Linked DNA regions of Homo sapiens: region 2 is linked to region 1. Evidence: read pairs that join two places in POLR2A ChIA-PET (ENCODE). Cell type or tissue: MCF 10A. All regions are shown on one strand. Each heading gives the region's core, and the rest is flanking DNA. Links, peaks and the distances in the headings are about the cores only. Region 1 overlaps NFIB (nuclear factor I B). Region 2 overlaps LOC101929507 (a long non-coding RNA gene).

Evidence for each region. ChIA-PET counts read pairs that join two places held together with the same protein. Peaks named below come from ENCODE experiments on the same cell type or tissue, not always from the same donor. Only the 100,000 strongest peaks of a DNase experiment are listed, where the experiment ranks them.
Region 2: POLR2A ChIA-PET joins it to region 1 with 7 read pairs; 2 of 35 experiments call an interaction of 5 or more read pairs at or near these places.

What each region holds. Positions count from the first base shown.
Region 1 is chr9:14,126,156-14,131,541 of GRCh38, forward strand. The region is part of intron 6 of NFIB (nuclear factor I B); the gene reads right to left. Among named protein-coding and RNA genes, the nearest start is that of NFIB, 190 kb to the right of the region's middle. In MCF 10A, for the core only: no CTCF peak of the experiment used is centred there; no DNase peak of the experiment used is centred there.
Region 2 is chr9:13,977,529-13,982,914 of GRCh38, forward strand. The region is part of intron 4 of LOC101929507 (a long non-coding RNA gene); the gene reads right to left. Among named protein-coding and RNA genes, the nearest start is that of LINC00583, 52 kb to the left of the region's middle. In MCF 10A, for the core only: no CTCF peak of the experiment used is centred there; a DNase peak (open chromatin) is centred at 2,233.

The sequences.
Region 1 (5,386 bases), core at 98-5,097:
AAAACAACCTTCAGGTATGTTGGTCACGATATCACTGATTTCACAGCTTTTATGGAAAACTCATTCACTTGATTAGCAAAAAGTACATTCCTTAATTTACTCCTTCTGCAAACGTTTACTGGGTTTCTGTACTGGCCAGGTAAAATGAAGATGTCAAAGAAATTAAAAGTAATTCCTGCTCTAGGGATGCTCACTGTTGGTGAGGAGGAAAATGATTAGAAGAAAATGGTTGTGAATGGTTGAGAGGTACAATGTGTGTTGAGAGCAGGGAAGTTTTGGCATTTGCTGCTACATCGCCAGCTGCGATGTACAGGACAGATATCGTCTCAGTCTCCCCAGGATGAGGAAGGCATTTCTCATTGGTGCCATTTTCAAAATGTGAATGAGGATGACATTCTCAGAGAGGAAATACTCAGAAAAAAAGATGGCACAGAATACACAAGTAAACAGTGTGTGGAGTGGTGAAAGATGAAGAAGAGGAGCAAGCCTCTTGCAGGTCCCACAGGATGACGGGTCTCCAGCTTCCTGTACAAACGTCTGAATGCTTACCCTCATAGGAGAAACGCCATAGATGGGCAAAACATGATCACAATGACAGTTTAAAACAATTCCCCCAGAAACTAAATGGAGGGCGGACTGGCCAAAACAGAGACAGAAATCATGAAGACCACTTCAGAAGACAGATTCATCAATACATTCATTCCATAAATACTTGTTCAAGACCGAATGTATGCCACATGCTGCACTAGCCTGGGACACACTGGTGAACTGGACTCACTTTCGGCTCCTTTAAAGCTTAAAATCTAGTGAGGCGATGTGGACAAGTAAGAAGGAATTGCAAAGGTGCTGTGATAGGAAAAGAATTCAGAGATTTCGGGCTTCATTCACTCATTCATTTCATAAATATTTAATACTGCCAAAAGATAGATCATGAGAGCTTGAAATAAGAATCATGATAGAACTAATGCAATAAATATTTTAACAGGGTTCACCCAATTAAATTATTAAGCAATGTAGACTGTCATCATCTTAGTTGACTAAGAGACTATACCATGCAGTTTGTTGGAATAAGCAGGGAGTTGAGAGATATGCCTTGGTTTTAACATCTTGAGTGCTGTTGACTTTAATGGAAGTTTATCAACTCATAGTAAAATGTTATAAAAATGATGAGCTATAAAATTTGTATTTTATTATGAAAAATGTTAACTGTATTCACAAGTAGACAGAATTGTAATGAATCCTCACGTACCGATAACCCAACTTCGGCAATGATCAACTCATAACAAATCTTATTTCATCTTTATCCCCATCTACACTTTCTCTCCCTGTGGTACTTTGAAGCAAATCCCAGATATCATATAACTTTGCTTCTAAGTAGTTCAGCATGTATCTCTAAAAGAAAATAAATCTTTATTAAAAGAAAAAAACACCAAAACTTTATCACACATACAAAATGTACACAATTTGCATTTTTGAGTTTTCTTGAAATTAGAAAAAGACCTTATGGTGCTATTAATATGAGAAACTAATTATCATTACATTTTACCATTTGAAAAATTACCTAAGCTCTGGTAAAGGCATTCATAAAATTAAATATGCATTTTCAGCATGGTGGCATTTAAAGGATGAATATGCTACTGTAAAGGCAGTAGACATCACAGTCTACAAAAAATGCCAGGCGGATTTGTAGCTGTAAGCTACAATTTGTGACTAACTGGCTGTTGTGAATCTATCAGAACTTTGATGAGTCAGAGAACCATTTCTGTATATCTTTTTCAAAAAAAAAAAAAAAAACCAGAAATAAATTGTTCATAAAACCACAGCAATTAATGCCACTATAAAAAAAGAAAAAAAATTTAAACCATGGTTTAAAAAATAGACAAAGCTCATTTTGCTATCTTCAAGATGCCAAAAATAATACTTAATGTCGCATAAGAGCTATGTGATTTCAAAAGGTAATACTACAAATATAGGCCTCTAACTAATGGATGTAAAATCATAGACATACAGATTATTAAGAGGTGGAAAGAACCTCTATTCTGTCTTTCTTGTTATAGATGATGCAATCACTTGCCATTCCAAATTTTTAATTTAAAATTAACTGTTTGAAAAAGAAACTGGGAACTTTTTATTGATACTCTTCTGCTTTACCTATGTTTAAATATAAATTTCAAGTAAAATGTAACTGGGTAAATCAGTTTCTAAAAATTCCATAGAATAAATAATAAAGCATAATTATACCTCATTTTAAAATAATTTAGGCCGGGTGCAGTGGCTCACGCCTGTAATCCCAACACTTTGGGAGGCTAAGGCGGGTGGATCGCCTGAGGTGAGGAGTTCGAGACCAGCCTGGCCAACATGGTGAAACCCCGTCTGTACTAAAAATACAAAAATTAGCTGGGCGTGGTGGTGGGCACCTATAATCCTAGCTACTTGGGAGGCTGAGGCAGGAGAATCGCTTGAACCTTGGAGGCAGGGGTTGTAGTGAGCCAAGATAGTGTCATTGCACTCCAGCCGCGACAAGAACAAAACTCTGTCTCAAAAAAAAAAAAAAAAAAATTAATGTGACCACAGCTTGAGAAACAGAACAGTGTCGTTCTGGGTATGTCATTTCTGGAGAAGAGGATCAATTAAGGCAACTGCAACTACTGTAACTATATCAGACTTTTCATTAAACTCAGGCAAATTCATGGGTCTCCTTTTGTAAAGGGCACATAAATCAAGGGTGTTTATATAGAAGTTGAAGATGATTATGTAATTTTTAATGTAAATTATATAAATTTTAAGAAGCAAAGCATTTGTATTTTCTTAGCCAAAATGACACACTTGCTTTTACTGAGTAATTATTATGGGTCCATTTATTTTTTCAATTCTTTTTTGGGCATGCACCTAATAATAACGGTACGTTCATAGAGGATTATACAGACCAACACAGAAGAAACAGAATACAATTTGCTGTTCAAGTTGCAAAAGGAACCACAAACTCTTTCCTTAAACAACAAAAGTAACTTATAATAGTAAACATAAGAATGGGAAGGTTCACTGACCAAACTGAAAGGATTTGCTTTAGAGACAGGTGAAGAACGGTAGTATCAGAATATAGGTTTAATTGCCTTTGTTTTCTCATTAAATGAAATTAATTCTTGGCCCATTAATAAAAATACACTGCTACACAGCATGCAGAAGGCACTATGCTAAGAACTTAGGAAGATACAAAAGTGAATCCCCGCTCAAAAAAAAAAAAAAGACAAAAAAACAAAAAAAAAACACCCTCTCTAGACTAGAAGGGGAAATAAAAGATCAATTATCTGGGGAAAAAGTAAAGATAGAGTTTCTAGCTATTACATTTTAATCATGAACCAAACTAGTGTTATTTTAATTTTAATTTATTTTGAATGTCTACAGTCTAAAAGGCTTCATGCCAAGGTGAAAAATGATATTGTTTCTATGTGTAATGTGCTCATATGCTACAAAAAAAAGTTTGAAGAATGAATATATAGAAAAGATACTTTAAAGTGACCTTTCTGTGAAGAAAAACAAATACCACGCTTTACACAATCTACTGTCCCTCAAGCAGGAAGAATACTACATAAAAAGATTAAGTTGAAAATAAGTTGAATAATAATAAAGTTGAATAATGCATAAATATATAATAACTTGAATAATGCATACATAATAATGCATAAGTTGAATAATACATAAAATAAAGCAGCTGAAAAGAGATGCAAAATGATAGGCAAAGGATTAGCTGATGTTTCTACTGGTGGGAGGGAGGCAGGAGTTGCTGGTAGTTGAAGAGAAACAAGTAGAGGCCAGTGATGGCTTAAAATCAGACAGAACAATTTAAATTTGATTTAGAAAGTAATAATTTATAAATGAATTGATTTTAGAAGAAAAAACTTTCCAAAAATTTGACTTTTTTTTTCTGTTCTCACCGCCCTTTTCACTTGTACCTGGCTGAACCAAAAATTTTCTTCCTAGTCTCCTCCAGGCCTTCCTCTCCATGGCACTTTATAAAAACCAGCAGCTGGCATCGTATCCTTCAAACAGTATCTTTCTCATTGCAAGATCTACCACAGTATCACATTTTTAAATAGCTCTTTTTCTTTGTTATTCCATTTTGTTTAAACTTCAGTGAAGCTAATTTTCTTATGGCTTCCATTAGGAGCAGGAGAAATATGTTTTTAACTCTGTGCCATCCCTGATCTATGACATTCCCTTGAACTAGAAAATGAGGCATTTCCACTCTCCTTATTCCACGCATAGAACAATGTTTTATCCACTGAACAAACTTGTTTTCTCCTTAAGTAATCTCTCTTGGAAATCCCTGAGATCTAGATTTCATTAATGATCTTTTGTTTGTATCTTATATTGCTTGATGAATTTTTCATTGTTATTTACTTGTATCCACTGCGTATGCTTTTTTTAAAAAGGTGACTAATGGCTTACCTCCTAAGGAACATGCTTTTACCAAAAACACAAAAAGATGTAGAGGCTGGAAGAATATGCTACTTGGGAAGAGAATGAAAAAAAAAAGTAGAAATGAAAGAAAGAAGAGGTAAAGCAGGCACCGTGTCTAGGCAGCTTATTTTAGAATCTCTGGCATGTGAAAGAAACTGTATTATGAAGTGATGACTAGTAGTGCAGGATGAGAAAAATAACCATAGCCAGTATATCTTAAAATTCATGTTCCATGAATAAATATCACCAGATGAGAAGTAGCTGACTGTAAAGCAAAGAGAAAAGAAAATCAATCACTGAGATTCTAGTAAGTGTGAGGAACTATGGCTATGCATCAAGATGCCAAACAAAACCACGTGGTCCCTGTCTTGGTGATGCTCATGGTTTAGTAGAGAGGGCAGAAATTAAAGACAGAAATGCATTAAATAGTTGCAATCATAATAATACTGGATTGCAGAAAGAATTCTTCTTAATGACAGATTAGAGAGAATAATTTTTTTAAAAAGATTCACATTGATGGTGTTATTCTTCAATGTGTACACCCATGTTTACATTTATAACTGGAAAATTAGCTATGACTTTAGAAACTCATCGTGTAGTTGAATATGGAATAAAAGATCACCATGTAAGAAAAAAGTTCAAGTAGGCTACTGATAAAGTTGGTTCATTTATTCTTAAGCATCCCTTTAAATAAGTATTTTGCAAAATCAAATTATCACACGATTTTTCCTGACCATACTATATATATTTTTGGCACTGTAACATATATACATCCTAGGCCTTGATGTGTTATTTATTTCACGTCATCACTTCAAAGAGATAAGGACTTAAGCAAATAAAGAGTTAGATCAACTCATCTCCCAACAAGGTAATTTCATCTACAAAGGAAGAGAGTCGCTGTGAAACACAGCGTATGTACTCGACT
Region 2 (5,386 bases), core at 135-5,134, 150 kb before region 1:
TAGACTGTTAACCATGCACCATGCTACTACCAATTGGCAGACTGCCTACGTGACCAAGACTTGGCTCCACACAGAAACGTTCAACTGTTATTCCTAATAAGCCCTATAAAACAGACCCCAAACAGCCACAGACCAGATTTATAAGGTGGTTGGGGACGGGGAGATAGTAGGATTTGAAGAGATCGTGAAAGAACAAAAGATCTTCCACATGGGTTTGGATTATAAGTGATCTGTAAAAAGAACAATCATGCACAGAATACTATCTGTGGACCATGGCCTCCAGAATGTCAACATCTAAACCATACATGCATATTTTGGGGAAAACTATCTCTCTTGTTTTTAAGTGAATTGTTAGCTTGTACCATGAACTATATCAACTTGCAGAACATTAAAGTGAAAAGGGTATTAGACCCCATCTTAATTAATGTCATCGTTTTCCCCTAAGGGGAAAAATGTCCAAAGACACAGCACAGTCAACTTTTAATACTGTGGACCAATCCTGTGTTCTGGAGATAGAGCATAAATGTGAAGAGACAAGCATGGGCTCTGGATCAGACAGATTCGGCATGGTGTCCCATCTCTGCCACATTCTAGACGCTACTTCCCCTCTTAGAGTCTCTGTGTCTATGCCTCCTAGGTCAGAATAAGATCAGATCGAGGTCAGCAATGGCTGCCTCTCTCTAAATGTGGCACTAGCCCCTGCTCAGGCAGCATTCATAACAAGAAGAGTGTTTGCATTAGGTAAGATGAGAAGATTCCAAGAAAAAAAAAATAACTTTTAGTGGATTGGCAGAAAAAGAAAAAAAAAAATCCATCAAATATTCTGGTGCTTAAGTTTTCCCTAGATCCCTGGGGCTTCTAGAGCCTACCTTCTAGGACCCACTGGGGCAAAGAGAGACTGAGGGGGTGGGATTCCAGGACACTCCTACCCACCTCTACTCCCACCTTCAACTAGAGCAGCTTTGTGTCTTTCTCTTTCACATATTGGGCTCCTCAGCTGTACCCCATTAAGAAATATGTACGTTTATGTACATATCAATTATCCTCCCACCTTCACTCAAAATGCTCGTGGTGAGAACAGCACAGAACTGAATATAAAATAGCTGGGCAGTCTCAGGCAAGTCACTTGCCATCTCTGGACCTTGTACATCTTATCCCTAAAATGGGAGGTTTGGATCAACGACTCCTCAGGTCTCCTTCTGGTGCTAACAGCCTCCCCTCCACCTGTCCTCCCCGTAATGTGCAGCCACCAGCATAGTGAGAGGAGGCATTTTCCTTTCCCTTTCCTGGTGCAGAGAAGCCATTCTCCTTCCCAGCGAACACATTAGACTTGGGCACGAGCCACTCCCCTTCTTCTTTTTCTTCATTTGAAGTTCCAACTTCTCCCAGGATAACAAGCCTCTCCAATCTGACTGACTTAAAAAACCTTTTCTGTCACTCACTTCTTCATGCTAGGGTGAAGTTTTTTCTGCGCACCTTTCTCCCTCCCCTCAAGGGTTGTGAAGAAAGGGAGGAGAGGAGTTCTTGTTTCTCGCTCGCTCTTTTTGTTTTGGTTTTTTGTTTGTTTTCGTTTTCTGTTTGTTTGTTTGTTTGTTTGTTTGTGACAGTCTCACTGTCACCCAAGCTGGAGTGCAGTGGCGTGATCTCAGTTCACTGCAACCTCCGCCTCCTGGGTTCAAGTGATTCTCCTGCCTCAGCCTTCTGAGTAGCTGGGATTATAGGCGCCCACCACCACACCTGGCTGATTTTTGTAGTTTTAGTAGAGACAGGGTTTCACCATGTTGGCCAGGCTGGTCTCGAACTCCTGACCTCAGGTGATACGGCCGCCTAGGCCTCCCAAAGTGCTGGGATTACAGGCATGAGTCACCACGCCCAGCATTTCTCGCTCTTTTTGACTTGCCCTAGTCTGTCTAATATTGTCCTGGCAAAGAGAAAAGGAAGCGGGGCTAACTCAGTGTGTTGGGGAGACAAGCGGTTTTAAGCAATCCTGACTACACTTGCCATAAAATGCCAGCTGTCCATGTTTGTTGAACTCTGAGACTTGAATAATATTGTGCACTTTATCTTTATGGCCTCTTTTATGCTAACAGGCCTAGGGGTAGCAAAAAAGGGCAATGTACTGTAGTCTGCTAAAAGCTTTGCCATTTGATTGCTTCATAATTTCACCATTCATCTAATTTGGAGTGCACATTTGTGCAACAAACCTGTCTGTCACCCTTAACAAGCTCTTTGGTACAGACCGGAACAATCTCCCATAATGTAAACAACCTTCTCCTTCAGCAGAGAAAGAAAACACACAACAGGTTTTCAACACTTGCAGAAGTAATTGCCTTGGACTTTCCCACCCCTGGTATTGGATTTCTCAAGTCCCAGGACTCTTCATCAAGGAATATCTTTTAAAACATTTTCCCCCTATTCTTTCTTCAAAGCAATTCCATACACATTTTCTTAACACCTTCTATGCATAAGCCCCCACACTAGGAAATGCAAGCTATGGGACCCTCTGTAAGATCTGGGCTTTGCTTCCTGGAGAAAGTCCCTTCTGTAGTAAAGAGAGCACATGCTTTAGAGTATGACAAATGTTGTTTTGACTTTGAGTCTTCCACTTGGTAGCTGTGTGACCCGGGCAAGTTAATCATTTTCTTCCAGCCACATTTTCTCATTTCCAAAATGAGGTCTAGATATTAGCTGCTATAGATTGGGGGACACCAAAAAGGACGTTAAATGTATGTGCATACACATAATTAATAATATAAAGTGAATTAAATACATTTAAGTGTCATCTACTGTCTGCTCACCCAGCCTACAATTTCCTATCTCAATTCCTTGAATCAGCCACCTTTTATTTATTCACATACAAATACACACAAACACCAAAGGAAAGAGAGAGTAAGGGAGAGGAAAAGAGATGTGGATTTCATTTCGCTTCTTCAGCAGCTTCCCTTAGGATAAAGACCTTTCCTCAATTAATGAAATTTTCTAATTTGCACAATGTAATAGCTGACACAATTGAATTGAAGGAAGGATAGAGAGTAGACCATGCCACATTTCCATCAATCTGTAGAAACATTTAAAGGTCTATAAGAATTGAAATGGTTTAAATTGAAGAAAATTCTCAAAAGGGATCTAACAAGTCACAAGAAGGAAATCTGGGGGCTACCATATCAAAAATGACAATGAACATTGTGATTTAAAGTTGAAAATAAGCTTGATTTTTTTTTTTACTGCTTTGACAAGATTGACTATTGGCTTTGATGTCATATTAAAAAAATTCTACAATAAAAATTCCATAAGAGTTATGGGACCATTTCTTAATTATAACCATCAAAAGTAGGTAAACAAGGCAAGCACCTTCTTTCTAAATGACTGAGTAGAAAAGCTAATGACAGATAACATTTAAAACATAAGGACCTGAAGAACTTCTTTACCTTCTCTTTTATGAAAGAGTTCAAGAGTGATGAGATAACGAGTGAGATAATGAGATGTGAAATGGATAAATTATAGGAAGGTAAAAAATGGCTAAAGCATTGTAGAGAAAAAAACAATATATTCTAATTAGCTGAGCCTGGAAGTTGGCATTTAAGGGAAGCTAAGGAGCTTATAGGGTTATTTATTTGGGTTTTTCATTTTGTTTTGTTTTAGATATGCTGAAGACTGCAATTTATAAAATTATGTGTCTGTCACTCCTACCAAACCATGAGGTCCTGGGGAGAAATGAGACACTATAATGAACCAGGGTCTTCAACTAGGCCCAGCCTACAGGATGCATTTAGTGATGATGATGACAAAGACAACAATGAAAGCAATAAAAAAAAAAAAAGAATAGCTAATGCAACTGGAATAATAACAGTTAACATGTATTCAGCTCCTACTGTGGCCCCAGACACATTTCTACGAATTGTATATGATGTATATACATATGTATATACATACATCCTAATTAAATACTTAGGTGATCCTCAGTAGAGACAATATTAGTTTTCCAACACATTTGCAGAATATCTTCTTTTTTTTTTTTAGAGACAGAGTCTTTCTCTGTCCCCCACGCTGAAGTGCAGTGGTGCAATCACAGCTCACTGCAGCCTGGAACTCCTGGACCAAGAGATCCTCCCACTTCAGCCTCCTAAGTAGCTGAGACTACAGGCATGCACCACCATGCCTGGCTAATTTATTACTTTTTGGTTTGTTTCGTTTGAGACAGGGTCTCGCTCTGTGGCCCAGGCTAAAGTGCAGTGGTATGATCTTGGCTCACTGCAATCTCCACCTCCCGGGCTCAAGTGATCATCCCATCTCAGCCTCCTGAGCAGCTGGAGCTACAGCGCACCACCATGACCTGCTAATGTTTCTATTTCCAGTAGAGACAGGGTTTCGCCATGTTGCCCAGGCTGGTCTGGAACTCCTGGGTTCCAGCAATCTGCCCCGCTCAGCCTCCCAAAGTGTTGCAAAGTGCTGGGATTACAGGTGTGAGCCACCACGGCCAGCCTCTTTTTGTTCTTAATAATTCATGATTCCTTGTCACTCCACCCTTCAAAGAGCCATGGCTGTCTAACTCAGATTACAGAAAGTCTTACGAGACAGAAGACCATGGCTCAAAGAGGATATCCCTGCCAGAGGAGAAGAAAAAGCTAGTCTGTTCAGCCCTGAAGACTGTGAAGCCAAAACTTCAATGGGGGCTATCCATGAATAGAGGGATTGTGTGCAATTTTACTTCTCTCTTGTGTACTTACTTATATATGCCTATATGAAACAAGGAACGTGTATTACTTCTAAAATAAGTAAAGAAAGACATTATGGAGCCATTTTTTTAAAGAGAATGATATGCTACAGTCCATGAAATGAATTTCAATCAACAATAAAATAGTTAATGCTAAGACACATTACAATCAGTATTACAAAAGAAAAACAAGAAGCAATGTCATTATGAACACTGAGTGTCACTTGAGATTTCTGTCTAGTTTGAGGCCTGAATGCTCTGAGCCCTGAAAATAATAATAAAAATGATTTTGAGAAAGTAAAACAGGACCTCTCTTGAAAGGTTAAGAAAGCTGGGATGAAAGAAGAATTGAGGGACAATTTATCAACAAATTCAAATTGTCATAAAAATGATATTGACCAGCTGTTCACCACCTCCATTTAGGACAAAACAAGACAAACATATATCAAATTGCCATGAGTTTGTTGTTCAACAGTAAAACAACCTTCTCGAACATAAATGTGATAGATACTGAAATTCATAGCTCTTTATCCCTGGAAATACTTCAAACTAATATATATGGGCAACTCTTGAGGGTCTGCATATACAGTTTTGCACAGAAGCTAGACAAGTTACATTCTTGCAAGTCTAACATCACTCTAATCCAATGGATTTAAACTATTTGAACCATGA